4 separate regions of the Homo sapiens genome follow, and regions 1, 3 and 4 are each linked to region 2. A link is a loop called in an ENCODE intact Hi-C map of the cell type or tissue named here. Cell type or tissue: endothelial cell of umbilical vein. All regions are shown on one strand. Links, peaks and the distances in the headings refer to the core of each region. The heading gives the core; the rest is flanking DNA.

The links. Peaks named below come from ENCODE experiments on the same cell type or tissue, not always from the same donor. Only the 100,000 strongest peaks of a DNase experiment are listed, where the experiment ranks them.
Region 1: it touches region 2 in a loop (2.4-fold over the local background); 2 of 110 quality-filtered maps call a loop at or near these places.
Region 3: it touches region 2 in a loop (6-fold over the local background); 5 of 110 quality-filtered maps call a loop at or near these places.
Region 4: a loop joins it to region 2, with 4 times the contacts of the local background. A loop is called at or near these places in 6 of 110 quality-filtered maps.

What each region holds. Positions count from the first base shown.
Region 1 is chr12:93,276,129-93,284,185 of GRCh38, reverse strand. All of the region lies in intron 2 of LOC643339 (a long non-coding RNA gene), which reads left to right. Among named protein-coding and RNA genes, the nearest start is that of NUDT4, 98 kb to the left of the region's middle. In endothelial cell of umbilical vein, for the core only: no CTCF peak of the experiment used is centred there; a DNase peak (open chromatin) is centred at 3,945.
Region 2 is chr12:93,087,345-93,095,401 of GRCh38, reverse strand. The region is part of intron 3 of LOC643339 (a long non-coding RNA gene); the gene reads left to right. LOC105369908 (a long non-coding RNA gene) reads right to left here and starts at 4,922. Exons shown (of 4, transcript NR_188219.1): 1 at 4,774-4,922. In endothelial cell of umbilical vein, for the core only: no CTCF peak of the experiment used is centred there; DNase peaks (open chromatin) are centred at 4,541 and 5,071; H3K27ac peaks cover 2,620 bases.
Region 3 is chr12:93,028,541-93,036,597 of GRCh38, reverse strand. The region is part of intron 3 of LOC643339 (a long non-coding RNA gene); the gene reads left to right. It also overlaps the pseudogene DPPA3P5. Among named protein-coding and RNA genes, the nearest start is that of LINC02413, 42 kb to the right of the region's middle. In endothelial cell of umbilical vein, for the core only: no CTCF peak of the experiment used is centred there; a DNase peak (open chromatin) is centred at 3,637; H3K27ac peaks cover 1,438 bases.
Region 4 is chr12:93,012,536-93,020,592 of GRCh38, reverse strand. It overlaps LINC02413 (long intergenic non-protein coding RNA 2413), which reads right to left. Exons shown (of 4, transcript XR_945212.3): 4 at 986-1,182. The region is part of intron 3 of LOC643339 (a long non-coding RNA gene); the gene reads left to right. Among named protein-coding and RNA genes, the nearest start is that of LINC02413, 26 kb to the right of the region's middle. In endothelial cell of umbilical vein, for the core only: no CTCF peak of the experiment used is centred there; DNase peaks (open chromatin) are centred at 3,602 and 4,492; H3K27ac peaks cover 2,487 bases.

The DNA of each region.
Region 1 (8,057 bases), core at 1,006-6,005, 190 kb before region 2:
TTGTGACTTCCAATCCATGAACACAGTGTATCCCTCCATTTGTTTAGATATTTTTTCCCCTACCATGCAAGAAATGTCAACTGCAGTTGAGCAGAAAAATACCCTGCTTGAAGTCTGCAAAGTCGAAATGATCTCTGATTCTGCAAAGTTTAGGACAAAATCCAATGATTCAACTTAATTTAATTTCTTTAAGGTCAACTTAATTTCTTCAGGTATTTATCATCAGTATATTTAAACACTCATTTGTAGAAAGGTCCTGATGGTGTGACACTTCCTAGGGTCTTAAAATGACCTTTTTCTATATCTTATCTTAAGAATTGAGGCCTGGAAAGGTTGTTTGTCTTATTTGTTTATAAATGATTCCACCAGTTACTAATGAGACAATCCTTGGAAACACATATTTGTTTCCACAAGAAACTTGACCTTTCAGTTTAAAAATACCATCTTAACTTCATCAAATTATAGCTGTGTACTAACTTGTTTTTATTTTATTGTAATCTGTAAAATTTACACTTATTGCCTAAACATTGATTTTCAGTCTAAGAGGGTCATTAGTCACAAATGTAAGATGTATTCTCAGTCTTCTTAAACACAATTCTAGTATGTTCTAGTTATTCAAAAAACCTTAAATAAAATAGAAACAAGAACAGTTGCCACAAAAAAGCAGCTTTTACCACTAAAAGTTGTCTTTTTGGATAAAAAAAGGATTGGCAGATTTTTGATAATTGGAGAAATGGAATTGTGGTTTGAATTGTTTCTTTTTCTGCTTTTATAGAAGAAACTGAAAATTTCCATAAAAGTTTATGTATCTGTGTTTTTTTTTTTTTTTTTTTTTGAGACAGAGTCTCACTCTGTTGCCCAGGCTGGAGTGCTATGGTATGATCTCAGCTCACTGCAACCTCCGCCTCCTGGGTTCAAGCGATTCTCCTGCCTCAGCCTCTCGAGTAGCTGAGATTACAGGCACGCACCACCACGTCCAGCTAATTTTTGTATTTTCAGTAGATACAGTGTTTCTTCATGTTGGCCAGGCTGGTTCGAACTCTTGACCTCAGGTGATCCACCCACCTCAGCCTCCCAAAATGTTGGGATTACAGGTGTGAGCCACCGCGCCTGGCCATATCTGTGTGTTTTTAAGGAACTTTCTAGTTAAGAGCTTTCTTCCTTCTATGAATTCAACTTTAGGAGGAGATACTTTTAATTGAAGTTTCAAAGACATATTTTTCTTATTTTTGAGATGGAGTCTCGCTCTGCTGCCCAGGCTGGAGTGCAATGGTTCAATCTCGGCCCACTGCAACCTCTGCCTTCCAGGTTCAAGTGATTCTTCCACCTTAGCCTGCCAAGTAGCTGAGACTACAGGTGCCCGCCACCACACCCAGCTAATTTTTGTATTTTTAGTAGAGATGGGGTTTTGCCATGTTCACCAGGCCGGTCTCAAACTCCTGACCTCAAGTGATCCGCCTGTCTCAGACTCCTAAAGTGCTGAGATTACAGGTGGGAGCCACCACACCTGGCCTCAAGGACATCTTTTTCTTTTCTTTACTTTTTTGAGATGGAATCTCGCTCTTTTGCCCAGGTTGGACTGCAATGGCATGATCTCAGCTCACTGCAACCTCCACCTCCCTGGTTCAAGCGATTCTCCTGCCTCAGCCTCCCAAGTGGCTGTGATTACAGGCGTGTGCCACCACACACGGCTAATTTTGTATTTTTAGTAGAGATGGGGTTTTGCCATGTTGGTGAGGCTGATCTCAAACTCCTGACCTCAGGTGATCCGCCTGTCTCGCCCTTCCAAAGTGCTGGGATTACAGGAATGAGCCACCACGCCCGGCCTCAAGGACATATTTTTCTTAATCTGAGTCTAGTACAATTAAGTATAAAGTATAAGAACTTTAAAAAATCTTTTTAAATTCAGAGTAGCAGTTTGCAAACTATTTCTGTAAAGGGCCAGATAATAAACATATTGGGCTTTGGGAGCCACATGGTCTCTGTTATGACTACTCATGGTAGAGACCATACACCAAAGCCAGCCTCAGAGGACACATAAACGAGTAGGTATGGTTCTGCTCCAATGAAACTTTTTGACTAACACAGACAAGGGGTCAGAGTTGACTTCTCTGATTTATAGGGTTTTGGGGGAATGAGCTATTATAAAGACTTTGGTAAAAGAAAACCATTCACCATTTACAGGAGGGCTCTCTCATGTCTTTTCTGGAAGCCTCAAAGTTAAACTCATCTTGAACCCAGGGTTAGTTGTCCATGTAGCTCCAGCTGTGCCACAAATTATCTGAGTGAGTTGGGAGAATTTGCTTGATACTTTATGCTTCTATTTCTTAATTTGTTTGTTCTTTTTCTTTAACTTTCTTTTAAATATTAAAAAACAATTTCTTATTTCTTATTGGGCAGCCTCTTGAGCCAGAGTAGGCTCAGAGACTCCCAATTTCTTAATTTACAACAGGAGGATGATGATAGATTTGCCTCAAATGGCTGTTGTGAGGATTAAATGGGTCAACGTGAATAAAGCACTTAGAATGCTGCCTGCCATGTAAGTTTTATGGAAGTGTTAGCTGATATTATTAGTAATCCATAATGAAAATAGAAATTAATCAGACTTTAATTTCAAACATCTTTTATAAATTGAACAAAGGTTGGTGCTATCTTTGGGAGGCTGAGGCAAGCAGATCACTTGAGGTCAGGAGTTGGAGACCAGCCTGGCCAACATGGTGAAACCCCATCTCTAGTTAAAAAAATACAAAAATTAGCAGGGCCTGGTGGTAGGCAGCTGCAATCCCAGCTACTTGGGAGGCTGACACAGGAGAATTTCTTGAGCCCAGGAGGTGGAGGCTACAGTGAGCTGAGATCGCACCACTGCACTCCAACCTGGGTGACAGAGTGAGACTCTGTCTCAAAAAAAAAAAAAAAAAACCCCCAAAAAACCCCCAAAATAGGTTGGTGTTATGATTTGAATGTTTATGTTCTCCCAAATTCATATGTTAAAACCTAATCACCAATGTGAAGTATAAGAAGGTGGGGTTTGGGGAGGTGATTAGGTTTTGAGGACAGAGCCGTAGCGAATGGGATTAGCGCCCTTATGAAAGAGGCCCCAGAAAGCTCCCTCACCCCTTCTTCCCTGTAGGGTTATAGCAAAAAGGAAGCAGTTTATGAACTAGGAAGCAGGCCCTCACTAGACACCAAATCTGCCAGTACCTTGATCTTGGACTTGACAGCCTCAAGAACTGGGGGAAATAAATTTCTGTTGTTTATTAACCACTCCTCTTATGGAATTTTATTATAGAAGTTCAAATAGACTAAGACAGTTGGAAAAATCATTTTTAGAATTAATATGTGGGAATGTAAAAGTAAATTGATCCAGCAACTCAGGCCATGCTTCTCTGTGGCAGCAATTGACTGATTAACAACTGCCTGCATCCATAGAGCATTTGTGTTCCAGCTCCTACACCCCCACCTAGCACAGTTTCTCGTTTATCTAATCTGCCTGACTTCTGTAGGCATTTGGGTTTCTGACCCTCAATCTAGAGAGACATACATTAAATCTCATTGGTATTTAATAGGCCAGGCTGGATTAGGAACCATAGTGGACCTAGCGTGGAGAAGAATATGATGTCTTCCAATCCCTACCTTCACCTGGCTTCTGTGTATTAAAACTAAAAACAATATTAAACTATACAAAAGTTCAGGCCAGTCCAACATAGTTCAGATTTTTTTCCCTCAATGTGATTTTCTGAGTGTTTTTTGGGAAGTAGGGAATTCTTTCTGTAGTCATTTTTTGGGTGCTGCTTTGTTGATATCTAACTATGGACTCAGTCTGTCTCTGGGGGCATCCTGGACACTTCCCTCCCTCCAACTTGCAGCATTTCTTTTCGCCTGGATTTCCTTGTACTCTTGCTCTGCATCCTGTCTGGAGTGTAATCTGAGCCCCAGCCTGTGTGACTGCAGCTGGGATACTCTGTTGCTTTCAACTCCCTCTCTTCCCAGGTCATAGGACCTGTTCTCCCTACCCATCTGCAGGACTAGATGCCAGACTTACGGCTGCAAAAATAATTACAAGTCCCTTGGGCAGTTGGGGCCAGGGCTCTGATATATTAGCACAAGAGCTGAGCTAGATGGTTGTGCAGGTGAAAGCCTGCAGTGACTGATTATGAGAGTGTCCCAAGAAGGCTTTGAATTTGATCATGCCCAAGGCTAGAGTCTTTGCACCTGTTAGGGATGATTCCCATTCTCCAGATAAGGACACTGATGATCTCTCAGTAAGTGGTAGAGTCTGCCTTTGAACCCAGGTCTGTGTGGTTGGTTTTGATGCTTTGTTGGGGGATGGAACATGGGCAATCACTCTTGCCTGTGAAGACAGAATAGATCACAGAGAAGACTGCATACTTGCTCAGCAGACTGTCCTTGCTAGCTTTGTCAGAACAATGGTATTAGTAACATGAGTCCTTTGGACTGTGATCAGGAAGAAGACATTTAAGGGTAACAGGTAAGACCTCTGAGTTCTTCTTTATTGCTCTTTCCTCTGACTTCTACTTGAGAAGTGTCCTCAGATTAGATTTCCTTTTCATTTTGTTTTCAACCTAGATTCTTGCAGAGAGAAGCAAACATAAGCAATCCTCTTGTTCTTGTTTCAACATGAAATGACAGTCATCAAACTGTAGGCTCTAGAGGAGCAGATTCCAAATCTGAAAGTTGTTAGCATGTTAGTCTGTTTGGGTAACTTAATTTACCTGGAGGAATCCTCCTGAAGTTTTCTTGAGCTGATTTTCCCATCATGATGAACACAGGGCCTTAAATGAAGACTTTTTGAGCAGAGGAGGAAAAACAAGAAAGGCATACAAGTGTGTGTGGGTGGCCCTATCCTAGGCTCACATTGTAGAACCTCCTGTGCATGGGGTTGTCCTTTACCTCTGTGCATTCTCTATGGAATGTAAGCTTCTCAAAGTCAGGGACTGCTGTCAGGGACTACTGTCTTCTTAATCTTTGCATCCTCCTCGCCTAGCACAGTGCCTGGCATACAGCAGGTGGCCAGGGATATTATGGACAAATGAATGCATGCATGGAAGGTAAAGAAGCATAGAGGGATGAGAAGCAGAAGGAAAGGTCTATGGCCAGAAGCATTTTGGGGGCATCTAGGGAGGCAGTGCTAGTGAATAGTGGGCCATGGAGTCAGACTGCTCAAGATGACTTCCTGGCCCCACCTCCCCTTACTGCATAACCTTGGACAAAGTACTAGACCTCTCCAGGCTCCATTTAAAAAATGCCTGTAAAGGCCAGGTGTGGTGGCTCACTCCTGTAATCCCAGCACTTTGGGAGGCCAAGGTGGGCAGATCATGAGGTCAAGAGATCGAGACCATCCTGGCTAACATGGTGAAACACCATCTCTACTAAAAATACAAAAATTAGCTGGGCATGGTGGTGCGCACCTGTAGTCCCAGCTACTCGGGAGGTTGAGGCAGGAGAATCGTTTGAACCCGGGAGGCAGAGGTTGCGGTGAGTGGAGATTGAGTCACTGCAGTCCAGCCTGGCAACAGAGTGAGACTCAGTCTCAAAAAAAAAAAAAAAAAAAAAAGCCTGTAAAATGCTGAGAAGATGGATTGTGATGGTCTTCATCTTACAGGACTGTTATGAGATATTTATTGGGTTACATGAGGTATTTATTGTGTCCTGGCTTGGGTAGGGCATCATATGCATAGAAGGCAATCTAGATTTTTGAGTATAAATGTGTAAGTTGAATGGAGTCAGAGATCTTAGAAGACTTTGATAGATGGCATGGAGGCTAGAAAAGTCCAAGACAGGCTGGGCGCAGAGCCTCATGCCTGTAATCCCAGCATTTTGGGAGGTTGAGGCAGGTGGATCACCTGAGGTCAGGAGTTCAAGACCAGCTTGGCCAGCAGGGTGAAACCCCACCTCTACTAAAAATACAAAATATTAGCCGGGCGTGGTGGGAAGCACCTGTAATCCCAGCTACTCAGGAGGCTGGGGCAGGAAAATTGTTTGAACCCAGGAGACAGAGGTTGCAGTGAGCTGAGACTGCGTCATCATACTCCAGCCTGGGCAACAACAGCGAAACTTTGCCTCAAAAAAAAAAAAAAAAAAAAAAAAAAAAAAAAAAAAAAAAAAGTCCAAGACAGATTGGTGGGGCAGAGAGGGAAAAAATTAAAAAAGAAAAGTCCAAGATATGTGAGGATATTGCGTTCTGAAAAAGAGGTCGAAACTGGCTAGAAAAAGTTGAAAGTAGGAAATAAATAAAATTCTGATGGGATTGGCAGGGGAAAATGAGGGAACATAGTGGTTAGGCAGCCCATGTCCTGAGCATATAAAATGCCCCACAGTGAGCAATGGGGCATTTCCTTCAGATGACTTAGGGGTTTTTGGTTGGTATGATGCTTTTTTGTTGTTCTTAAGGAAAACAGACGCCATCTTAAGTCTTTCAGAAAATTAGTTAACTGATAGGTACATTTTAATGCCATTTTAAAATTTTAAGTTATTCTGAGTTTGAGAGTCATTTTTATTTCTTTCCATGAACCTTCCTGCAGTGGACAAGACAGGCATAAGACTTTTCCAACTCTATCTTTAGATCTACTACTTAACACTACGTACCTGTTTTTCATTTCTAATTCATCATTTTTGACTATATAATACATTCACATAATGCAAGAATCAACCCGGCCGGGTGTGATGGCTCATGCCTGTAATACCAGCACTTTGGGAGGCCGAGATGGGTGGATCACTTGAGGTCAGAAGTTCAAAACCAGCCTGGCCAACATGGCGAAACCCCATCTCTACTAAAAATATAAAAATTAGCTGGGTGTGGTGGTGCGTGCCTGTAATCCCAGCTACTCAGGAGGCTGAGCCAGGAGAATCACAGGAACCCAGGGGATGGAGGTTGCATTAAGCCGAGATAGCGCCACTGCACTACGGCCTGGGCAACAGAGAGAGACTCAGTCTCAAAAAAAAAAAAAATCAACCTGATATGAAAGTTACGCCTTGAGAGATCTTCCTCTCTCGCCAGCTATCCACGCTGGTCCCCGCTCCTACCCAGGTTATCTTCCCAGTTCTCTAGAGAAGGGCCTTTGATTTGGTTTAAATATCTTGTTGTTACAAGCAATGTAGCAATGTAACCCTATACATATAGCTATTTTATGTTTGCAGATCTGTAAGATATTCAGCAGGTATCCTGCAGAAGTGAGATTTTTGGACTAAAGATAAACATATCTGTAATTTTGATTGACGATGCCAAATTACCCTCCTTAGGGACACACCATTTCACACTCCAGGTATGAGCCTGCCTGTGCCCGGCTCCCTCCCCAGCCTCCTGATACGACATGTTGCCAGGCTAAGAGGTAAAATATTTTCTCAGCATAGCTTTAACTTGCGTTCTTATTATGACTGGAATCGACGTGACTAGTACGTGCGATTAGGAGCCATTTGTATTTTATTTCATGAGTTGTGCATTTATGTCACTTGCTTATTTTTTAAAATTATTTACATTTTTTGTTGTTTGAGTTCTAAAATACTCAGAACATTCATTTGTCAACTATTTGCTGATCAACTAAGTTGCACCAGGCTCCACAAAAGCACAGACTAGATGGAGATGAATAGGATGCTGGCCCCACCTTCCAGAAGCTCACAGTCTAATGAGGAAGTCTCGCTTTGTCTCCGAGACTGGAATCCAATGGTACAATCTCTGCTCACTGCACCTCCGCCCCCATGGGTTCAAGTGATTCTCCTGCCTCAGCCTCTCAAGTAGCTGGGATTGCAGGTGCCCACCACCATGCCCAGCTAATTTTTGTATTTTCAGTAGAGACGAGGTTTCACCATGTTGGCCAGGCTGGTCTCTAACTCCTGAGCTCAAGTGATCCACCCGCCTCAGCCTCCCAAAGTGCTGGGATTACAGGCATGAGCCACTGCACCTGGCCTTTTTTTTTTTTTCCCTAAAAAAAGAGAAAAACGTGTATGTCTCTATCTAGATCTAGGTCTATATGTAGGTCTAGATAGAGATTGAGATATATGAATTCTCCATTAGACTGTGAGCTTCTGGATCTGCTTTC
Region 2 (8,057 bases), core at 2,069-7,068:
AGACTTGTTTTTATGTGGGTCAGGACCACCCTCAGGGATATTTAGAACCAGGACAAATCACAGAATGCCCACATGTCCCTGGACATTTTTATACAGGTGAAATCAGGTTAGCATGAGCATTAACAGTCTCTTCCAAGGTGAAGCAAAGTAAATAAAAAGGCAACAGTAAGCCTGAAAGGTGTGTGTGTGTTTGTGTGTGTGTGTGTGTTTGTGTGTGTGTGTGCATGTAAAGGATGTGGTGGGGTGATCTCACCCCCTCTGGCCGAGTGGTCATGGGATGATTGGATAACCTTAGTGATATCCACTGGAAAGAGTTAAAGACATTTCTATGCTTCTCTTCCAGCCAGTAGCTAAAGCCCCAGGGACAAGGTGTTCCCTTTGATCTTGCTGTACATCTGTAATAGAATTTTAAAAGATTGGAAAGAAAAAAAAAAGGTAGGCTAATAGAAAAGGTAGGTTTAGAAGGCTTCCTGGAAGCCAAGGAGAGGCAGTCTTTGAACTAGCACATTGGATCACTGTTTTTTCAACCCTAACTCATTGCAGACCTCTGAAAGCCTCTTGGGGAAAAATTATAGCAATGTATCATGGTGTTTATAACATGCACGGAAGTAAAGTATATGACAACAATAGCAGAAAAATTAAAAAATATTTTGTTGTAATAAAAATGATTAAATGGTAAACTTCATGTTATGTACATGGTACTAAAATTATAAAGATATTAAAATGATAACATTTTTTCATTCTCTCCTCCTGGGTGAGAATAAGGGCAGTTACTGTTTTTCAATTGATGATGGAAGATTCTCTTGGTTTTTTTTTTTTTTTTTTTTTTCAGATGGAGTCTCACTTTGTTGCTCAGGCTGGAGTGCAGTGGCGTAATCTCGGCTCACTGCAACTTCCGTCTCCCAGGTTGAAGCAATTCTCCTGTGTCAGCCTCCCAAGTAGCTGGGATTACAGGCATATGCCACCATGCACGGCTGATTTTTGTATTTTTAGTAGAGACGAGGTTTCATCACGTTGGCCAGGCTGGTATTCAACTCCTGACCTCAGATGATCCTGAGTACTGTGACTCCCAAAGTACTGGGATTATAGGCGTGAGCCACCATGCCCAGCCTTGAGATTTTTTTTTTTTTTTTGGACAGGGTCTCGCTCTGTTGCCCAGGCTGGAGTACAGTGGCACGATCTTGGTTCACTGCAACCTCTGCTGCCCAGGTTCAAGCAATTCTCCTGCCTCAGCCATGTGAGTAGCTGGGATTACAGGCGTGTGCCACCACCTCTAGGTAATTTTTGTATTTTTAGTAGAGACAGGGTTTTGCCATGTTGGCCAGGCTGGTCTTGAACTCAGGACCTCCAGTGAGCCACCTGCCTCGGCCTCCCAAATTGCTGGGATTATCTGCACGAGCCACTGTACCCAGCCTTCTTGTTTAAAAACAAAAGAAACTTAAATAAATAAAGAAATAAGTCAAGGGCAATAATAGTAGAAACAAAGTGGCAATTGCAATTGTTGAGGAGTTTTGGAAAAAATAAAAATTAAAATAAAAAAAGGCTTGCGCCTTAACAGCTAACTGGTTACTGAGTAGCCCAGTGAGGGAAGTGGGAAACAAAGGAAGAGAAGACTCCTAGGACAAACAGGATCAGAGTCATTACTGGGGACTAGAGCCAGTGTCAGGTGAGGAGAGGCTGCTGGATCATGAGAAGCTCATGTGACGCAGGCGGGTACCATATTTCATCAGTGCTAAGGTACCCGTTGTGTCACAGTTGAACAACTTGAATCAGGATGCATGTTACACTTGATGATATCAGTCACCATTGTCAGGGTGGCAGTCATTGCTGGGCATGCAGAAACTTGGGCATAGATGTTCATATTGTGGCCCCGTGTTGTTTAAATAAATATGTATTTATGTAAATTTAGCATAACAAAAAAATGAACATTTCTAATCAGGAAGCATGATGTCACCGTTTAATTGAGTTTTTCACTTCTTCATGACAGATTAAATGATGGCATGTCTTATGATTGGTGGCACATTAGTGACATACAGGTTAATTTGCCATATATGATTATAAATTAACTGTTTATAAATCTGTGTCCCATTTACACACCGTTTTGGGTCTTCTCATCTAATAACTTTGTTGAACCAGAAATGTGTGAGTTAGATTGATCAAAATGCTCACTCAGAGGTGGCTATTCTGCGTTCAGAACTGGCCAACCATTTACTAAATTTTGTTGTTAATTTCTAATAATGTATGTCCAAACAGGAACTATTTTGGCTTGGTACTGATGGATACTAAAGTTTGTGATTACATATAGATAAGTGAGGTTCTGTGTTTTTTCCTTAGCATCAAAGAGCTGAGCTGCTTTCTCATCTGTCCTCTTTGCAGTAGTGAACTGTCAATCAGAGCATCAGACCAGTGCCCTCCTATGTGCATGCTTGGGAGAAATCTCCTTCTTTAGATATCCACTCTAAAATGCCTCTGCAAGCAGAGTGAATGCCACGTGTAAAGGAGCAGTGACCAGACAGTGAAGACTGTGTTTGGGAGATTGTGGGTAGATCATTTGCCTGCAGTGGATTGGGTGTGTATGGGAGAGAGCCATAGGTAAGGTGGTACGTTAGACTGGTACTGTGTTCATTTGGGGACAGGTCACAGTCAGTGCATACTGTGCACACTGTGAGTCACATACAAGTCAGTGCATGGCGAATCTTTCGTTAAGTGGGATATGCAGGCTAACGAGGGAACAGGAAGCTGCCAGGCTGCGATACATAATTCTCAGCAAACTTCATGAAGAATGATGGCTTCTATTCCAGGTACATAGTTGTAGAGCATAATCCATTTCACAGCTGGAGGCCTGTTTTATTTTTCAAGTGAAATTGGAGAGAGTGGGGTGGGAAACTTGTCCTCTGATGGCTTAGCGGAGGCAAGGGTGGAAGATGGGGATCCACTTCATTTGTTTTCCTGTCATTAGGCCCCTGAAAAAATATAGACTAAGGATATAATTGCATGGTTTGCTTCTACCTCGGAAAAAGCTGGATTAGTAATTGCATTAACTTGTTACTATGCTTTGCTCTCAGGGATAATATAATTTTAGCTATTGCTTCCTAATTATAGGGTTCTTATTGTTCTAAAAATCCCATTCAGCATGTGTTTCATTTTCACTTTTATGAAGGGCATTGTGAATAAGAGCCCACATCTTGGAAAGAGCTAAGCTGAGCTGAAGCTGTGACTTGCCCAAAGCCATTCCCCACTGTGACAAGCTGGGTGCTACTGTGAATTTTATCCTCCATTGATGAATAATGCTATTGGCAAAGACCATATGCTCTGTTGCTTGCTGGAGTCCAGAGGCACTGCACAACCGAGGGATAATCACATCAAGCTGATGATGGTTTTTATTGGGTGGTAGTAATGGCAGAAGTAATGACAGTCATTAAAATCATGCTTCGAATCGCTTTGGGCCTTCAGAGCACAGCTAACTCAATGTGTCAAGGACGGGTCACTCCCAGAAGCTGTCTGGAAGGATTGCCCAACGACCCTTGTTCTTTGAGAACTGCAGGGCTGGCAGGAGGCAGCAGTGAAGGCCTCAGGTCTTCACCATCTCTTGCATCTACACTGGTGCTTTTGGTGTTTCTACATGATCTTATTTAGGTGAGAATCAAAGTGGACTCATGCAAAACTGAGCTTATTCATAGAAAGGCAATAGAAAAATATCCTTGAGATGTTCCACTCCAATTCAACAAATACAAAATTTGTGATACCTGGGTATGTACTCAGTGCTAAAAGCTCTAAAGGATTTGGAGAATAAGATAGTTACTCTTCTGTGGGACCTACTCTCTGGGAAGGGAGGTATCTATTCACAAGCAACTATAGTGCAAGGCAACATGTGGTATTATATATGTGTTACAGGAGAACCTGATGGGTAAGGGGAGCATAAATTGGTTCAGACGAGGATGATTTGAAAAGATATACCTGGGGTACTACAGGGGAAAAATATACATAAGTTAAACTTCCTGCAAATTCCTCAAAGGTGACCTTGAACAAGTCATTTAATTCTTCCTCTGTCAGATTCACCATCTGCAAAAAAAGGAATATTGGCCTTAAAGATTTTTCACTGGGCAAAGAACCACTCAATCCATCTCACTGAAAGTTTGAGATTATAACAAAACCCTGAATTCTAGGTATAATTGAACAGTTAGAAATCAGAGGAACAGGAATTCCAGGTGGAGGGACCAGCACTAATAGGGGCCTAGTGGCAAGAAGGTGTTTTTCTGGCTGGAGCATAGGGTTTTGTTGATTTTGTGTGTGTGTGTGTGAGTGTGTGTGTGTGTGTGTGTGTACAGGTTATATGCACAGGCTCTTTCTTGATGAAGATAATCTCCCATTACCCTATTCCTCTACAACAGTCTCTTTAAAATATTAAGAAACCCAAGATAGAGGCAAGTTATTTATTGGTTATATCTAGAGATATTTATACAAAGAAAAGAAAGGGGATAAATAGATAATTTCTATATTTCTTAGATTTCTTGACTCATACAGAATCATGACTCAGATAATGACTCAGGGGCAAACTGAACATTTATAGCTGTTACCTTAACTAAGGGAAAACATTCTTCATAGCAGATAGTCTGAGTGACAAAAAAAAAAAAAAACACACAGATTTTTATAGTCTGGTTTCAACCCACAGAATTCTACCTGCAGAAGAACAAATACTTGGAAAAGATTATAGGAAAATAAAAAGATTTAGCAGAAATATTAAACTAAATGAGATTTTATTAATAGTTTTACCTTATATTTATTTAGTGCTTTATAGTTGACTTTTTCATTATTTAATTTTATGCTCACCACATTCCTGGGAGTGAAGCATTTTTGATACTATTCTGCCCCTTCTTCCAGATGTGGAAACTGGGGTTCCAAGAGGTTCTATGACTTGCTGTGAATTTTACACTCAACGAGTTCTAGAATTAGAATTTGAACTTTGAACTCTTGCTGTAAGACTCATTCTAGCACAGTGTGTTGTCTTGAGATCACGCAGGCAGCCTACTCTGCTTATTTTTCTTGAGGAAACAGGTTCAGAGAGGTGAAGTGACTCACCCAAGATCATATAGTTGATGGCTGTTCTAGACCTCAAAGCAAGATGTCCTAACTTCCTGTTCTGTGCTCTTTTCATAATGCAAGGCTATACAGGATATAAATTTGAAATAAAATGTGTTAATCCATTCACTGCTATAAAAAAATACCTAAGACTGGGTAATTTATAAAGAAAAGAGGTTTAATTGGCTCATGGCTCTGCAGGTTGTACATGAAGCATAGCAGCTTTTGCTTCTGGGGAGGCCTCAGGAATCTTCCAATCATGGTGGAAGGCAAAGGGGAAGTGAGGCATTTCACATGGCGGAAGCAGGAGCAGGAGTTGGGGGAGTGCCACACACTTTTAAACAATGAGATCTCACAGGACCTCACTCACTGTGGTGAGGACAGTACCAAGGGGGAAAGACTCCCCATGATCCAATCACCTCCCACGAGGCCCCACCTTCAACACTGGAGATTACATTTCCACATGAGATTTGGAGGAGGACAGCATCCAAACTATATCAAAAACCACGGTAGAATCCTCCCACGTAGTATTATTCCCATAGAGCAATGCCACTGTAAATTGTAAGTGGTAAAATTCCTACAGTTAACTTCAAGAAAAATAAACAAGAACTAACATACTATGCATTTGGTTCTTTAATCACTTTATAAGAACTAACACATTCAATCCTCCTAACTACCCTATGAGGTGACCATGATTATTATTTTTATTTTATCATTGAGGAAACTAAGTTACAGAGAGGTGAAGTAATCTAAGAAAACATAGCCAGAAAATGGTAGGCCTGTATACAAACCCAAGTAGCAAGGCCCTGAAACCTCTTAGTCACTCAGTTATCAAGCCAGAATATAAAAAATATTTGGGATTCAAAATAGGTACTGAAATAAAGCCACATTTTCTTAGGAAACTCTTTTAACAAATTGAACAAATTAATAACGCCAATAAGAGTGTAGGGTAAATGTTCAGATTAATTAAGCATATAAGTAACTAATGTCTGTTATACATCATCATTTTATCTAGTCACTAGCCAAGTTTTATACTGCTTAGTTCCCAAGACTATAGCAGGTCCGGAAATTATATACTGTTGCATTTTTAAAAACACAATCTATGCATTGTATAGACATTCAGATCAGCATTTTTCTTATTAGTTTGACCTACTACAGTTTCTTTTACTTCATACGCTTGCCTTTATTATCACATAGTAATGATATCTTGGGATTATGAAGAATTGGCTACACAATACTAGACACCCTTTAAAAAGAAAGAAATTCTGTCATTTGCAACATCATAGATAAGCCTGGAGGACATTATGTTTAGTGAAATAAACCAAGCACAGAAAGACAAATACTCCATGATTTCACTTACCTGTGGAATCTAAAAAAGTGGAACTTACAGAAGTAGAGAATAGAATGATGATTACTCAAGGATGGGGGTACGGGGTGGGACAGGGAAAGAGGAGATGTTGGTCAAAGGGTACAAAGTTTGAGTTAGACAGGAGGAATAAATGTTAGTGCGCAGCATGGTGACCATAGTTAATAATAACTTACTACATATTTCAAAATTGCTAAGAGTAGATTTTAAATATTCTCACTAGGAAAAAAAAGGTAAGTAGGTGAGGTGCTGGATATGTTAATTAGCTTGATTTAATCATCCCTTGGTGTATCAAAATGTTACATTGTACCCCATAAATATGTATAATTATTATTTGTCAGTAAAACAATTTTCTTCTACATCGTTTGGATTATTTTATTTGTTTTAATGACGCATCAAAACATTAAGAGTGCTGCACTTTTTGTCTCTCTTTTAGAGATGGGAAAGTTGAGTGAAGCAGGTTCAGACTCCCTGGAGTGAAGGGGGCAAAACCAGGGCAGTCCCTCCTGCAGTCTTTAGAATGCTGCTGCGAGGTTCAGTGGAGAAAGCTGGGGTGGGGGCATTGAATGAGCACTGCCCTTGGAGTCAAACAGGCATCTGACCATGTTGCTTTCTGTTCCTGAGGATAAGACTCAACCACCGTCTAGAGATTCTGAAGTCAAACACTCAAATATACAAACACTCAAGAAGTTCCTCTGGGCTTTGTATGTTCAGAGACTGAAGAGATGTAGCATTCTCTTATAAGAAAATTTTACTAATTCAATTGAGAATATGCAGAGGGAATGAATAAAGACTCCTAGTCTCCAGAAATTATTGCATTTCCATATGACACACCATTTCATGAAACCTCTCTGCATTTATAAAAGTTGTTTTCTTCCTGAAGATGTGCAGCTTATGCAGAGCTAATTACTCCCAAGTCCTTGGGGAATGCAAATATGCCGACAACTAGCATCATGGCAAAGAAAAAGAGCTCTCAATGTTTTTTTTCCTTTTGTCCCCTTTTTTTTTCTTTCAGTAAGTGCAAATTCTACTATAACCTTAGTAACTTAGTAGTTCCTAAACTCCAGGAAAGCCGCAAGCCATTTACTTTGCTTATTATTTATGAAAAGCAATAAAAATTTGAGAGATATAAAAATTTCCTATTACATCTGTTTGGTCTTTCAAAATAAATTAAAATGGATAATAATAATATCTTATTTAGTCCCTGCTGTGTGGCAGATACTATAGAACCATGATGTCATTTACTCCTGACAACAGCCACAGAAAGTAGATATCATTCTCTTGAGAACTGTGACAACTGCCATCAACATGACATTGCTATTTGGACTTAGAACTCAGACCACCTGTGTCAATATAACTTAAGTTACTTGTTCTGAAAACTTTTCATAGAATAGATAAGACTGTAAGCCAACAAATAACTTCTCTGTTTGCATTAGGAAATTCCTGCTGATCAGCTTATCTGAGATAACAATCTGCTCCCTTGGGCAAATTGCTCACTCTCATCAAGCCATAGTTTACTCATCAACACTTGCTTTAAGATCCTCCCTTCGTCCACCTTGGGCTAAGGTTACATCATGATCTTAGCCCAATTCCAGTCAGTTCCCTTTTATTT
Region 3 (8,057 bases), core at 1,540-6,539, 58 kb after region 2:
TATTTTATCACAACAAAAAAATAAAATATAAAGATATCATCCAGAAGAATTGTGCTTCATTTAACAAACAGAAGATACTCCCAATCTTAATCAGTTGATGTTAGACAGGAAAATGGGAAGGCAAAGTGATTGGCTGTGATGTTTCAGATTCATCAGCAAAACTAGGGTTTTTACATTCAACTAAATATGATAATTAGGTCATGTGCAAGAATGGAGCCTGCTTGCATGAACTTTCATCTTTCAACAATGACAGCAGAAAGAGGAATAATAGACACTGGTTGCTAACTAATGGCCCTTACCTTTTTTGCATCTTCAGTAGTTGTAGCAGGAAATAAAAGCTTGTCTTTCTTTTTAACTTTGTTTTTTAAAGGTACTCAAATGCCAACTTTACTGTTTCTATATAAACTCCTTTTTGTACTGAAAACTGTAAAAATAACAAAGTTTGCTGTGATTGCAATCCAAAATTTTGAAAGCCAGAAAATCTAATTATTATGCTATAGCCAAACTACCTAATGCTTTCTTTATCCACAAGTAACTTTGCTTCAATTTCTTGATGTTGGGTTTCATCTCATTGACTTTGGGCTTCTAAGACACATGGGAATACTTATGTCGTCTTGGCTTCTTTGGGTCAAATCAAACAGTAGAGCTAAAGTTATTCAAATACATTCAAATTACACAGATCCCTTATAAATTACTAGTATCATAGCGGGAAGAAAAAGATACAAGAAGAAAAATACATCCTAGAACTCATTATCAAAAGTATTGGTGTATAGTCTATAGTAGCATAGAGTAGCTTTCTCAATCTGCTATATAAAATTACCAGCAAGAAAAAAAGGTACAAGAATAAGGTTTATGGCTGAAGTGGCTTGGTGTCAAAATTCCCTATTCTAGCATTCTCAGAAGGATCCCATCTGTTAAACAAGCAGAAACTGCAGGGACATCTGAATGGTCTTGATTCCTTCTTAACTCCCTTAAGCCCAGTGTTTGTTAGTATTCTTTCATGCGGATGAACTCCGCCGAGTAACATGTATCTGAATCTTGCCATCCTCTCTCTCTGCACAGACAGCAATGTTCTTACTCCTCTCCTCCTGTAAAGCAAGTGATCTGTGATTTCCCTGAGGATTGTTGCTCTTGTAGACTGTTCATGGAGTGAACATTCCGGTAGAGGGGAAGGGGATTCGTTACTAGCATTGACAGTCAAGTTATTAAGGTTTTTTGTCAACGTCTCGGAGCAGATTTGAGAGGCCCCTGAATCGTCCTGGGAATTTTCTTTGGTGAGCATTTGTGAAGACTCTGGGATGGAGGTTGGATTAAACTTCTGTGATGGGTCCATCAGCATCTTGACACAACACTAAGCTTCTCCTGGATCTTTGAAACCTTGCAGAAACTGATGACGGAGCCTCAAATTGCTATAAGGTAGCCCAGAAAGAGACTGAGAACCAGATCCCCAACCTCTTTTTAACTTTTTAAGCTCTGACAGTCTTGCTTGGCTTAACTGTTGAGATTCCTCACTTCCCTGTAATGTTCTTCATGTAGTCAACATGAATTTACTCAAGTTTGACTAGATGTGATGGTCAGTGGTTTTGTGCAGGTTATTCTGTTTGCTCTTCTAAATAGATTCATTCTCAGCCCTTCTCTGTTTGATTCTCTGCTTCAGGAGGAGATAATTATGGGCTGCATCACCTTGGCTCCATCACTGTCTGGCTTCTAGCACAGTTTGGCCATGGAGAGGTAGCAACAGGAGATGAAGCAAGCAGGAGGAGAGTGCTCTGAGCATTCTCTGGATGCTCCCTGCCTCACCATGGTTTTGGCATGGCTGGGATCCTCTATCTCCCACTACTGCATCTGCAGGGCAGCTCCCCTCCCTTGACTATAGATCTCACTGCACCCTGGAAACACCATTTCTCTTTCTTATCCATTCAAGCTTAGGGGAAGTAACAGCCCAAATGCTGCTAGTCCCTAGGTATTCCTTGATGCTTATTGTTTTCCTTAACCGTGCCCAAATCCTTGACACAGTTCTTTCATTTCATCCTCCTCAATTAACCCTTTGAGCATGTCATTCAGTTCCTTCCAAGACATTGACTAACACAGACATTCGTATGCCACCAACACTGGCTCTTCTGATGGTCCTGCTTCCCTAATAAATGCTGATATGCCCAGAGAGAAGAGTTTAAAAGGCCGGGTTGTCATCGATGGCTTGATATCCACATGTCCTAAATTCACTGACTATATGTAAAGCATTTATTACAGTGCCTGGCCCATAGTAAGCATTCAATAAGAATTATTGTTGTTGTATCATCATTATAATAACCAGAGAATGGCAACCATTGTCTTTTTTTTATTCACTAAAGGGATGAACTTCATTTATCTGCTGACATTTTATTTCATTGTTATTGGGGGCTTAATACATGCCAGGCCACTTAGTGGCTTTACCTCATTTAATCATAGCTCAGAGCAGTGCTATGAGATAAGTACTAGAGAATTATTATTTCTGTCTGGCAGATGAGGATACCAAAGCTTAGAGAAGTTATGTGATTTGCCCAAGATCATACTGAGATAAGTGGTGAAGCTGAAATATGAACACAGGCTGCTGGCTCTAGAACCTGTGTTCTTCTCAAGACATCCACAGCCTGCCAACATAAGATGGGCGTGGTCCCTTTCTTCTTGGAGGTAAAGAGGAAAACAAGCCTTAAATAAGTAATTACAAATATGCTGCATCTTACTGGGCAAATCGAATGTCATCCAGGGAAAGTGACATTTAAGCTGAGAACTGAGGGAATGAGGCAGACACAAGAGATGGTCTGCCTTTCACCTGCAGATTTGGGAGCAAGTTGGGGCAGGGCTGTCCGTGTTTCTTCTTGGATTGTCGCAGCAACACTCAGCATCTTGCTCTGAACAAAGTCTACCATCAGCGAATGTTTCTTGACTCTATTGAAATAAAGATACTTAATTTCTCCCCTATGGATGACTACTTCTGGTGGAAATCTTCCTTAATAATCGCTTGTAAATCAAAGTCTTCACAGTGCCTTGTAAGGTTCCAGAACCAAACTTGCCTCCCGGTTACCTGTGACACCTACTAATTTCAACAGAAGCGACATGTGTTTACCTGAAGGGAGAATTTGGTTGACAGGATATTGCATAGCACTTAATGACAATTCCATCCCCTTCAAATACACAGTTAGTATCTATAATCATTGTTTAAGAAGATTACATGTCACATGAATTAGAGGTTGTGGAGTCGGAGCCACCTCCACTGTCTGATTGTTGTACGTTCCTTATCCTCTTTTCCAGTTACTTTCCTTCTCAGATTAACACCGTGTTATTATTTTTTCTGGCACCTGGTTTTCCAGGTTTAAAAAAAGAAGAACTATAGCACAAGATATATACATATATATATATATGTTTGTATATATTTGATTGAAATTACTTTATAATTAGATTGTAGGGAGAAAATCATTGCCAAACATTGCTCCCTGAAGATCTTTCCTCATTGGAAGCATTGTCAGTCCAGAAGAGTTCAGCTGGGGTCTGTCTGCTGTGAGCCCCAGAGACTCATTCTGGCCTCATGCACCTGTTCTTTATTTTCCTAGAACCATGCTCAGGAAGGAAATGTTGCCTCCTGTTTAGGCTGTGGTCTGGGATCTGTGAATCATCTGGATATCCCTCTGCATGTTAAAAAGTATTTCAAGCAAAACATAAACATCTAAGTGTTTAGTGGCTGGCAGCTGCAGGCTATAGGCTGAGATGTATCAAAACAAAAGCATTTATCAAACTTTCTAATAATGCTCTTATCTACACCAACATCATTTGCTTTGTTTTTTCTTCTTTGCATTTCTTCTCTATCTCCTCCACTCACATTGCATGATAGAAAAAGTACTAAATGAAGGGTTTGGAAACTCAAGTTCTGGATTCAGTTCTGCTACTGACCTTAGTACCAGACACAAGTCATTGAATTTCTCTTGGGCCTGATTCCTTCTTTTGTTCAAGAAGTATTTGTTGAAAACCTACTATAAAAGCTACTTTACCTGGGATTCAGAAGTGAAGAAAACCTACATAGTTTCTGCTGTCATAGGATCCTTACTGGCAGTCCAGTAGGAAAATGAGACGTGACCACAAAAAGACAGAAACTCAGACTTGTGATGTGAAGTCAGATATTTGTCTATAAGTCTGTGGCTTCCTTGTCTATAAAATGGGCATGGCTGGGTGTGGTGGCCCACGCCTGTAATCCCTGCACTTTGGGAGGCCGAGGCAGGCTGATCATCTGAGGTCAGGAGTTCAAGACCAGCCTGGGCCAACATAGTAAAACCTCATCTCTACTAAAAATACAAAAATTAGCCAAGCATGGTGGTGCATGCCTATAATCCCAGCTACTCGGGAGGCTGAGGTAGGAGAATTGCTTAAATCCAGGAGGCAGAGGCTGCGGTGAGCCAAGATGGTGCCACTGTACTCCAGCCTGGGCAACAGAGTGACATTTTGTCTCAAAAAAAAAATAATAAATAAATAAATAAATAAAATGGGTATAGTATTAGATATGCTATATTTCCCAATCATTAAAGCATTATTTAAAATGCAGCATCTGCAAAGGAACTAGAATACCCAAAACAATTTTTAAAAAGAACAAAGTTAATGGAATTATACTATCTGATTTTAGGACTTACTAGAAAAGCTAGAAAATCAGGACAGTGTGGTAGTGGCATAAGGACAGGTATGTGGATTAATGCAGCAGAGTTGAGAGTCCAGAAATAGACCTACACTAACATAGTCAATTGAGTTTTGATAAAGTGCCAAGGTAAGAAAAGAACAGCCATCAATAAATTATACTGGAATAACTGGATCTCTATATTAAGAAAGGTACCTTGACCTTTTCCTCACAGCATACACAAATTTCACTCAAAACAGAGAGTAGACCTAAATCTCAGAGCCAATACTATAAACCTTGTAGAATAACATATAGTAAAAAATCTTCGTAACCTTGGATTAGGGCAAGTTTCTTATGTAATAGATTACAAAAAGCATGAACTGTAAAAGAGAAATTGATAAATTGGGCTTCATAAAGAGTTAAAACATTAGCTTGTCAAAAGACACAATTCAGAAAATGAAAAGCTAAGCCATTAAGAGAAAATATTTGTAAAATATATATCTAACAAAGGATTTGTATCCAGATAACATTAATTTCTCTTACAACTTAAGAAAACAATCCAATAATATAATGAGAAAAATATTTGAATAGACAATGCACAAAAGAAAATACATGAACTGTCAAAAAATCACATGAAAAAATGCTTAGCATCATTAGTAATTACAGAACTGCAACTTAAAACCACAATGGGAGACCACTACACCCACACTAGAATAGCTAAGGTTAAAAATACTGGCAATAATAAGTGTTGGTGAGGCTATAGAGCAACTAGAAATCTCATACGCTGCTGTTGGCAATGGAAAACAATACAGATGTTTCAAAAAAAGAAGCTTCTTAAAATGTTAAACATACACTTACCGCCCAGTAATTCCACTCTTAGGTATTACCCAAGAGAAATGAGAAAATATGCCCACTGAAAGACATACATGAATGTTCATAACATCATTCCATAATAACACCGAACTGGAAACAATCTGAATGGCCATCAACTGATATATAGATAAAAAGAAAATGGTGATATACAGTTAAATATTAACAACTAAAAGGAATGGAGTTGATGGGGCTACAGGGCACAATACCCCCAAAATATGACTGTAGGAGACCAGAATATACCACCTCAAAATATGCTTTTTTGGCATAAGGATTATTTGAGGTGATTCTTCTGGGAAACAGCAGACACAGGAGAAGCTCTGAAAATGAGAGTAGAGGTTACCCTTTTGTAAGAGAAATGTACATCTATAAAGGAACTCTCCATTTGTAAGATTGTCTCCCTCTCTGTACCAGGAGGAAAGGATGGTAGATCACTAGACACTCTTGCCAATGGAGAAGGCATAGGCTTAAATCTGTACAACAAATCTAAACCTCGTTTATGGGGCTTTTCCTGGCCAGTTCCCCATAACTAGGCATTTCCCACACCCTTCTTTCTTTATTTCAGGGGACATGGTACATGACTGTAGTCTCAAGTGTAAGCAAGCTTTTGAGATCTACTCTGGCGATTTTATTCACTCTTCCCTGAGTATCTTCCACATATGCATAAGGTATACATGTGATTAATCTTCTGTTTGTTTTTCTCTTATTAATCTGTTTTTTGTTACAAGGGTCTGTTCCAATTAAGAACTCATGAAAGGTAGAGGAAAAATTATTTTTCCTCCTCTATAGAGTACTGATGCAACAATGTGGATGAATTTTAAAGGCACCAGGCTAAGTGAAAGAAGCCAAAAACAAAATACCATGTATAGTACTGTATGATTCCATTTACCTGAAATCGTTGTAGGGCTTTCTCCTTAGTTCAGCTAAGAGCCGGGTCATTGTCACACGGCCATGAAATATTAGGCCCACAGACACTTTGAAGGGTGAGAAAAATGGAATTTATTGGGTGAAAAGGAAAAAAAGGGCAAACAGGGACCCTCAGCAGAGTGAGAGTCCTGCTAGTAAAGGCTTCCGCCTCACAGATTGAATCCCGGGTTCCACCCAGGAAGAAGAAAGGCCAGGCTCCTCCCCCTGCAAATGGCACGAACTTCCCAAGGCTCCACCCCAGTGCGCACTCCTCCCGGGGAGCAGGCCGGTTGGAGTCTCTCTGGGGATCCCTTCCCACCTGGCTGTCTCAAAATATTTAATGAAAATCCTAAAAAGACAAAACTAAAGGGACAATAAATAGATTGTTTTTTTCCTGGGGCTGGGGATATGGACAGGAGTTGAATGCAAAGGGGCCTGAGGACAATTTCGGGGTTATGGCAGTGTTCCAAAATGTGATTGTGGTGGTGGTGGCATGACTATTTTCATTTACTAAAATCCATTCACACTTTAAGTTGGTGAAGTTTATTGTATATAAATTATTCTTCAATAAAGCTGTAAACAATGTTAATTCAAAATAAATACACACTTGGAGCTTACAGAAAGTAATTCTACAAAGCAAGACTTTGGCAGTTTCAGAGGACCAAGGAGAAGTTAGGAAGCAATACGGTAGGAAAATTTTTGAGGTTCATCCCAGAGAAACTTCAATTCATAATGGAACCCCAGAAATCCTAAGCCACATAGCACTTGAGTTGGGACACCCTGTCTGGAAACAGGCAGAAATGTCAGGCACAGAAATAGGTTTCCTATCACTCACGTAGAAATCTCGGTCAGAGGCCACAGGCTGTGGCTTCAGTGCTTTATCTGGCTAGATAAATCCTTACGGGTTTCTCCTCATCTGCTCTCTGGAGCCCTGGGGGTGAGAGGGTGGAAGTGTGGAGCAGCCTAGCCTCCCTGGCTGGGTTTGACCCACTGACATGGAAGGAGTTCTTTCAACGGTGGGATTTCTGCAGCCCTCTAGTTGCTCATACTGCTGCTGCTGCTGGAACTTCATGTTTTCCATTTCCAACTTCTATCCAGGACTTTGACATTTCCTGTGGTGCTGGTTTCTCAAGCATCAGCATCCCACACAGTAGAGAGCCAGGTTTACTTCTCTTAGGAGACCCCCTGGGCCTGAGCTTGGCTCTCCTCCCCAGTCCCTTGATTCCAGGCTCTGGTCTCCCAATTTTCTTCCCTTTCAGCATTCAGTTAGCTGCTACCTCTCCTGTGAGGTGTTGGTGAAGAACATGATTTCTCCTTAAAACTCTCCCTATCTGAACAGGCATGTTAGACTCTCACTCATGGCCTCCTTCCACATCCTTAGAATCCTAATGTCACAAATTATTGGACTCCAAAAAGACTTTACAGAGAATCTAGATCTGACATTTCCAGAATATCTTCCTCAGAACTGAAGGGTATGAATAGATGGTCAGTGGAAAATAGATTCCATTATCAAATGCATCTAGAAAATGCCAATCAAACATGTTTCTCCATACTGTGTATTAAACACACTTTGGGTATTTTTTTGCATAAATTTATGGGGTATGAGTGTAATTTTGTGACATGCATAGATCGCATAGTGGTG
Region 4 (8,057 bases), core at 1,494-6,493, 74 kb after region 2:
TAGACAGGTCTATTTCAACTCCTCCCTTTTATTTGAAGACATGACTTCATAGTGCATTACAATCTGTGTGAGCACGGGTGGCTTCAAAGGCCTATGCGGGATCAGCGGCCCTTCCCAGTGTAAACACGAATCTACTGTGTCTGATTAGTGCCTTTCACAGCCATCAGTCCCTGCCATTGTTAGGAACGCCAGGCTTAGAGTCAGAATTATAAGCTTTGTTTAATAAAAGATATTTACTCCTCAGTCCTGAGAGTTATCTGCAAGGTGTCCCTGTTCCCTAGTCCCTCCCAGACAGGCCACCCCACATCTTTTGCCTCTCTTTTGTTCTTGAAGTTCCGCAGTCACTCCCTGTGCAGAGGTAGCCTGGGTACTCTGCTGCTAGCTTTCATTTGCCCATATCCAGAGCTGGGCTGTGATAGAGACCCCTGCAGTATGGGAGCCTGGCTGACTGTTGGACTTTGTGGCTGCTGATCCTGCCTTGTTTCTTGGGCTTGGAGCCAGGGCTGACCTTGGACAAAGTACTAAGCAGGCTAACTTTGTTCTCAGACCCGCACATCCCTCTTCACACTTGGGCGACAGCACTGCATTGGACAAATGGGGGACTGACTCTCCCACTACACTTCCTAGCTGTGTGACCTTGAGCAAATGACTTAAAATCTTGACACCTCAGCTTCCTGAGCTCTTAAAGCTGGTACTGGTGCCTAGCTCAAAAGGTGACTGTGAGGGCCAAATAACACAATACATATATGCTTGGCATACTGTAATCCTTCAATCTATTTTAAGTTTTATTGTTAGTTTTATTAGTTTTAGTCTTACTAAGATGCAAATGACTGGCAAGGCGTGGATGTGTTCCTCCTGGGCTGTGGGAAGCCTGGTGTACAGGAGCCTAGTGTTCCTCCCGGAGGAGAGACAGTGACAGCAAGGCACACACACCTCAGCATGGCTCTGCACTGTCTGCTCACCTACATGCATAGAAGAACTCTTCTGGAATAGAAGACCCTTTATTTCTTTGTGAAAACAGCTTGTGCTGCTGAGGCAAATAACAGAAAATAATGAGCTCTGGAAAGTGATGGTTCTTAGGAAATCCTCAGCAATTTGGGATAAACGGGAGAGTGGAACATGAAGCTGGGCAGTGCCCAAGATCGATGCAGTGAATGAGTCCATAAGTCCATCACACACGTTCTGCGGAGAAAGGAAAACATGGTGTATGAAATGTTTTAGTAAGTACTAAACATTTACTAAACAGCTAGCACAAAAACTGCTTATCACGTGAGGCATAAAACTGTAGTAGAAGTTGGAAATGCACAAGTGGTGTGAGACCGTACAGAAAGCATGAATCTTGATGGAACTGAGACATGGGAGAAAGCAAGGGGCCCGGCTGATCATTGCATTTTCACAGGCTGAGGGATTGGTGTAAGATGTCCGATATATTCCTGTCCAAAGTCAAGTGTTGGCTTTACTCTGTTGGTGTGTGTCTGCCTCTCCATTGGCCAATGGCCTGCTTGAAGAGAGGGTTCTGTCTTCATCACTCTTCTCTCTCTTTCAAACTAGCTCTGTGTCTGGCACTTGGTAAGTGTCACCTAGGTGTTTAGTGAGTGAATAATTGAGTGAATCCATCTCAGGAGCCAGGTTCCAAGGTCTAAGCAGGTCTAGCATATAGGAAGCTTGTGCTAAGACAGTCAGCTAGGACCCGTAGGTGTCTGCCTAAGGACAGGATGGGTGGAGGCATAGGTGGGTAGGAAAGAGGCCAGCCTCCTCCAGGGCATTCCAGTTATGAAGTGTGAAGGTCTGCAGGGACTTTGAACTCAGCATTGCAAAAGTTTACCGGTTCCATTGATGAAGATACAGGAAAAGGTAGGCTGAGATCCTGGTAGAGCCACTCAGGAGGTTAAAAAGACCATGGTTTTGAGGGAAGCATGGAGCCAAAATGGTGTCAAACCTCTTAGATCTCAGAAGGAACCCAACCTTGAAGATTAAGTTATCTGTGTCTAGAGAACATCATACCTTGGGCTGGGTGCAGTAACTCACCCCTGTAATCTCAGCACTTTGGGAGGCCAAGGTGAGAGTATGGGTTGAGCCGAGGAGTTTGAGACCAGCCTGGGCAACATATTGAGACCCCAGCTCTACTAAAAAAAAAAAAGTTAGCATGGTGGTACATGCCTGTAGTCTCAGCTATGCAGGAGGCTGAGGTGGGAAGATAGCTTGAGCCCAGGAGCTACAGGCTGCAGTGAGCCATAATCGCACTACTGCTCTCCAGCTTGAGTGACTTTTGGAGATCTTGTCTCCAAAAATTAGTTAGTTAATTAAGTATATAAAACTAAAAAAATAAAATTCTACTTTGTTTGAGGCACCTCAGGATCTTACCCGGATACAATAGCAATCATTTTTTGAGCACTTTTATGCCAGACATTGTGCTAAGTGTTTTGTCTACTTTATCTAATTTAATTTTCATAACAGCTTCAAAGATAAGTACCATGATTCCCATTTTAAAGATGGGAACTGAGGCTTAGTAAAGTTAAGCAACCAATAAATTATAGATCAGAGATGCAAAGCCACACTGCATGACTACAATATCTCATGCCATTGACCACCAAGAAAAACTCCTACCTTTATTTTATTTGTAGGTTAGGGTGTGTGAATATGTGTGTAGACTTAAAATATCTACCCTCGTTTTATGATTCTTCTACAAATGTTGCTTCTAGAACTCCTTGGCTATACCCTTAAATTTCTAGACTAGAGAGACACAGATGGACTTTATGGTGGTACCCAGGATCTCTATCTCCTGAAGTTTCTGCCCTCTTGAGTGTAGGCAGGACCTGTGACTTGCCTGTAACCAGTGGAATATGGCAAAGGTAATGGGGTGTCATTCCCAAGATCATGTTTGTTCATGTAGAACTCTGTTTTCTTAGTAGACCCAGGTAGAGTCTCTCTCTCTCTCTCTCTTTCTCTCTCTGTTGCTGACTTTGAAGAATTGAGTTGCCATGAACCCTACAATGGCAAAGAAATAAATTCAACAACCTGAGGGAGTATGCACAGAGATCTTTACCTGGTCAAGCCTCTGATGAGAACCCAACCTTGACCAACACCTTGATTGCCACCAGGTGAGACCCTAAGGACAGAACCCAGCAGAGCTGTGTTCAGGCTCCTGACTCAAAGAGCATGTGAGATAATAAGCATGTGTTGCTTTAAGCTGTTAAGCGTGTGGTAGTTTGTCACACAGCATAGAAAACAAATACACAGACCATTACCTGAAAAACAAAAACAAAAACAAAAAACCTTGCTGTGTGATGATTGGAGAGACACTGGGTTCAGAGGATGGGGCAAAGCTGCTCTTATTTTTTTCCATTGGTGGAAATTAGTCTATGAGAATCCTCCTCCTTTGTGAGCAACAAGAAGGCCTTTGTTAAAAAAAAAAAAAAAAAAAAAAAAAAGCCTATCTCCCTTTGTTCTCCAGCCAGCCTCTCTCTCTCGGGTGTCCTCTAGAGTCCTAGCTCTCAAGCTCTCAGTGGAGCTGGGCAGTGGGGAATAATGTCATAGTCCCTTCAGGCTGTTATCACAAAATGCCATAGACTGGGTAGATTATAAACACAGAAATTTATTTCTCACAGTTCTGGAGGCTGGGAAGTCCAAAATTAAGGTATTGACAGATTTAGTGTCTGGTGAGGGCCTGCTTCCTCATAGCCAGTCGTTTTCTCACTGTAACCTCACATGCTAGAAGAAGCAGGGGATCTCTCTGAGGCCTGTTATATGGGGCACTAATCCCATGATGAAGGTTCCACCCTCCGGACTTCATCTAACTCTAACGACCTCCCAGAGGCCCCATTCCTAATATCATCACCTTGGGAATTAGAACTCCAACATATGAATTTCAGGGGAATGCATATTCAGTCCATTGCAGAGGGTTCAAGTCCCTTCCATTATGCCCAATGGAGGGGAAATAAAAATGGTATGGCTTCAGGGTGAAGTATCTACAGGATAAACATATCTTTCCATATCCTGATTAATTCTAATCATATATTCTCTGTATTATGATGCCTGATGTTCCTGGGGTTTTTTTTTTGTTTTTTTTTTTTTTTGCCATGTTACCAAAGACTCCCTTCTATTATTTTAGTTGGTATAAAACAGGGTCTAATTAAGTTGTTAGTTCATTACCTCACCTCCGGGAAAGAGGGAAAAGAATAAAATTTCACTGGGCCTCACCTCTTATCAGAAAAAGGTTTTATATCACTGAGAATAGGGAAACTGCAGGTTAAAGGCTAAATTCCTTTGGTTGTAATGTAATACCAAAGCTGTTCTTTTTTTTTAAGGATCAAATAAAGCCTGTACTTAAACAAATTGTGTGTGCAAATACAATCGCTGTCCCTCTTGCTGTGACATGTTTGTGCTGGCTGAAGCTTGAAGTATTCTACCACTGAAGCTCACAGGGGTTTGGGTGGAGAGCTGATCCTGGGCAAAGAGGGCAGGTGACTTATTGATTGCATGAAAATTCCCTCCCTGCAAGCAAAACAATAGCATCACTGCCATTCGTGCCTCAGCTTCATGGTGGGGCGGTAGGAGAATGTGTGTTTTGCCTGCTTTGTTGCAAGGAGGAAAGGGAGGGTTGCTCTGTCCTGGTTGAGGAGGCAAAGGTGGCATTCCTGTATTTTTGTTGGATCCCTTTGCATGAACAACCTCACCTGTCAAAACATGGTGAGAAATAGAAGTAGAACAAAGAAGAGAGAAGCAGGAACCAGTGAGAAGACAGATTGAACTGAGCCAGGACCTTAAAATACAAGCTGTAAAATGTCCGATTGCATTTTATTTTACAGCTGCTTGAACTTACCATTTTTGGCTAACGTGTATGTGTGTATTTATATATTTGTCTATATAACTAACCATGAAATTGTTATGTCTAGGCCAATGGATTTTTTTATTTTTATTTTTTAGAGACAGGGTCTTGTTCTGTCACCCCAACTGGAGTGCAGTGACATGATCATAGCTCACTGTAACCTCCAACTCCGGGACTCAAGCAATTCTCCATCCTCAGCCTCCAGAATAGCTGGGACTATAGCAGTGAGCCACTGCTCCCAGCAACAATGGATATTTTTTAATATTATCGTGTGTGTAGATATAATCATAAATATATAATTTCTGGACAACAAGTATCAAACATATTAATTTGCTTTGTGTAATGCCTTTCACCACCTAACAATAGCTAGTGATTTCCAGCTTTTTAAGACACAGCTTTATAAATGAAGTGCTTAGGCAGTGGAGTGGCTCAGGCCTATAATCCTAGCACTTTGGGAGGTTGAGATAGGCAGATCGCCTGAGGTCAGGAGTTTGAGGCCAGCCTGGCCAACGTAGTGAAACCCAATCTCTACTAAAAATACAAAAAATTAGCTGTGTGGTGGCGCATGCCTGTAATCCCAGCTGCTTGGGAGGCTGAGGCAGGATAATCACTGGAACTGGGGAGCCGGAGGCTGCAGTGAGCCGAGATCATGCCACTGCAATCCAGCCTGGGCAACAGAGCGAGACCCTGTCTCAAAACAAATAAACAAATAAATAAATAAGCAAAGTGCTTTCACATAATTATCTCAGTTAGAGGCCTGAACATCAGCTCACCCTCTTTTTCTCTGAGGACTCTTAGAACTTCCACTCTTGACTTTCAGGCCCAGTCTAACAACGACGTATCCCTCAGAATTTCATGATAACCAAGGGCAGCTCTGTCACTTGGGCTCTGCTCTCCAGTGTGACTCAAAGCCTTCTTCCTATTCCTGGTATTTCTGAGTTCCTGAAACTGCCCTCCTGCCTCTTGTCCTGGGATCATCTCATGCAGCATTTTCTCCAAATATTCCTTTCACCTGTTTGCTCTAACGGACATTGGAAGACTTCTGAGGCCATTTCCTTCCCCACTGCCTCTTCAAGGACAGGATAGTTTTTTGTTTTGTTTTGTTTTTTCTTTCTCATCCCCCTTGCACCCTAAGGCCAAGAAGTAGAAAAAGCATCCCCCTGGCTCCTCACTGTTGACTGCAAAGCATTTCTCTCCCTCCCTCCTGACACTGTCTCCTCTTGCTCCTTTCCCCCCATCTTGGACCAGTCATCTCCTTGACCTCCGCTCATTCCTGCTCATTCAAAAACACTTGAGCCCCTGACCAATGTGCTTTCTCTCCACCCACTCCTGCATCATTCTCTGACCTCAGCTTTCACAGGCTGCCTCTCTACACCCTGATATCTCAGTTCCTTAACTTCTTTACCCCACTCCACCTCATCTCAGCCAGTCACCCCCTTGGCCACTACTGGGCTTTTTATTTACACCACCAGTACCTGCTTTCTTTCTGAAATTTCCAACTACTATCTATTTCTTAGTCTTTGGCTGACTGGCTTTGTAGTTACTTTTTTTTTTTTTTTTTTTTTTGAGATGGAGTCTCGCTCTGTCACCCAGGCTGGAGTGCAGTGGTGCAATCTCGGCTCACTGCAACCTCCGCCTCCCTGGTTCAAGCGATTCTCCTGCCTCAGCCTCCTTAGTAGCTGGGATTACAGGTGCGCACCACCATGCCTGGCTAGTTTTTGTATTTTCAGTAGAGATGGGGTTTTCCCATGTTGGCCAGGCTGGTCTCGAACTCCTGACCTCAGGTGATCCACCCACCTTGGCCTCCCAAAGTGCTGGGATTACAGGCATGAGCCACCAAGCCCAGCCCGTAGCTACATTTATTTTACCTTAAGCATGGACTCTGACACTTAAGAATTATCTGTTAGCCTTCTATCTTTACTTATTATTTATTTTTTGGAGGCAGGGTCTCCCTCTGTTGCCTAGGCTGGAATGTGGTGGCATGATCACAGCTCACTGCAGCCTCTGCCTCGGATCCTCCCACCTCAGCCTCCAGAGTAGCTGGGACCACAGTACTCTGCACCATCACACTAGGCTAATTTTTTGTTTTGTATAGATGGGGTCTCACTTTGATGCCCAGGTTGGTCTTGAACTTCTGGGCTTGAGGGATCCCCCCGACTTGGCCTCCCAAAGTGCTAGGATTACAAGCATGAGCCATTACACCTGGCCCCATCTTCATTTTCTTCCCATCTGGTTTAGAGTTCATTTCCATTGATATCACTTCCTTAAAATTATTCTTGGCTCATTAGATATTCATAGACAAAAATAAATCTTCATCTAAATCTCATACCTTATACAAAAATTAACTGATTATGAATTATAGAGGTAAATGTAAAATGCAAAACTATGAAGCTTTTGGAAGATAACATAGAAGAGTCTTTGGGACCTTGGGCTTGGTAAAGTGTTCTTGAATGTGATACCAAAAGCACAAACCGTTAGAAAAATAATAAATTGGACTTTATCAAAAATTTAAAAGTTTTACTCTGCAAAAGACCCTGTTGAAGATAAAAAGACAAGCTAAAGACTGGGAGAAATATTTGCAAATCACACATCTGACAAAGGACTAGTATCTGGAATATATAAAGAACTCTGAACCTCAACATTAAAAAGAATCTAGTTGAAAGTTGGCAAAAGACATCCAGAGAGTTCACCAGAGAGGATACAAAGATGGCAAACAAGCATTTGAAGATATGTTCAATATCACTAGCCATTAAGGGAAATGCAAATTAAGACCATTACTATACACATATTAGAACAGTTGAAATGAAAACTAATGACAACATATTGATATAAATAAATTGTCAAATAAATAAATAGATGGAGGAGAATAGACAAATCTTCCATGTAAATGAATTTCAAACAATTTATGAGGGTACTGTACCCTGAAGGAGGTGGAACATAGCTTCCCATTCTTTAAGTGACTTCCTTCTGAAGAGTAGTGTGGAAAGAGGGAAAAGTAACTTCACAATGAAGAAATGTGACAAACACTATTTCAACCAGTTGAGCAAGGTTGATATCAATAGTGATGTTCTATTGATACTATGTAACCTTGATAGAATATGATGAGAATTCTATCAAGAATTCTTTTTTATTTTTTATTTCTTTTTGAGATGGAGTCTCGCTCTGTCGCCCAGGCTGGAGTACAGTGGAGCGATCTCCGCTCATTGCAACCTCCGCCTCCCAGGTTCAT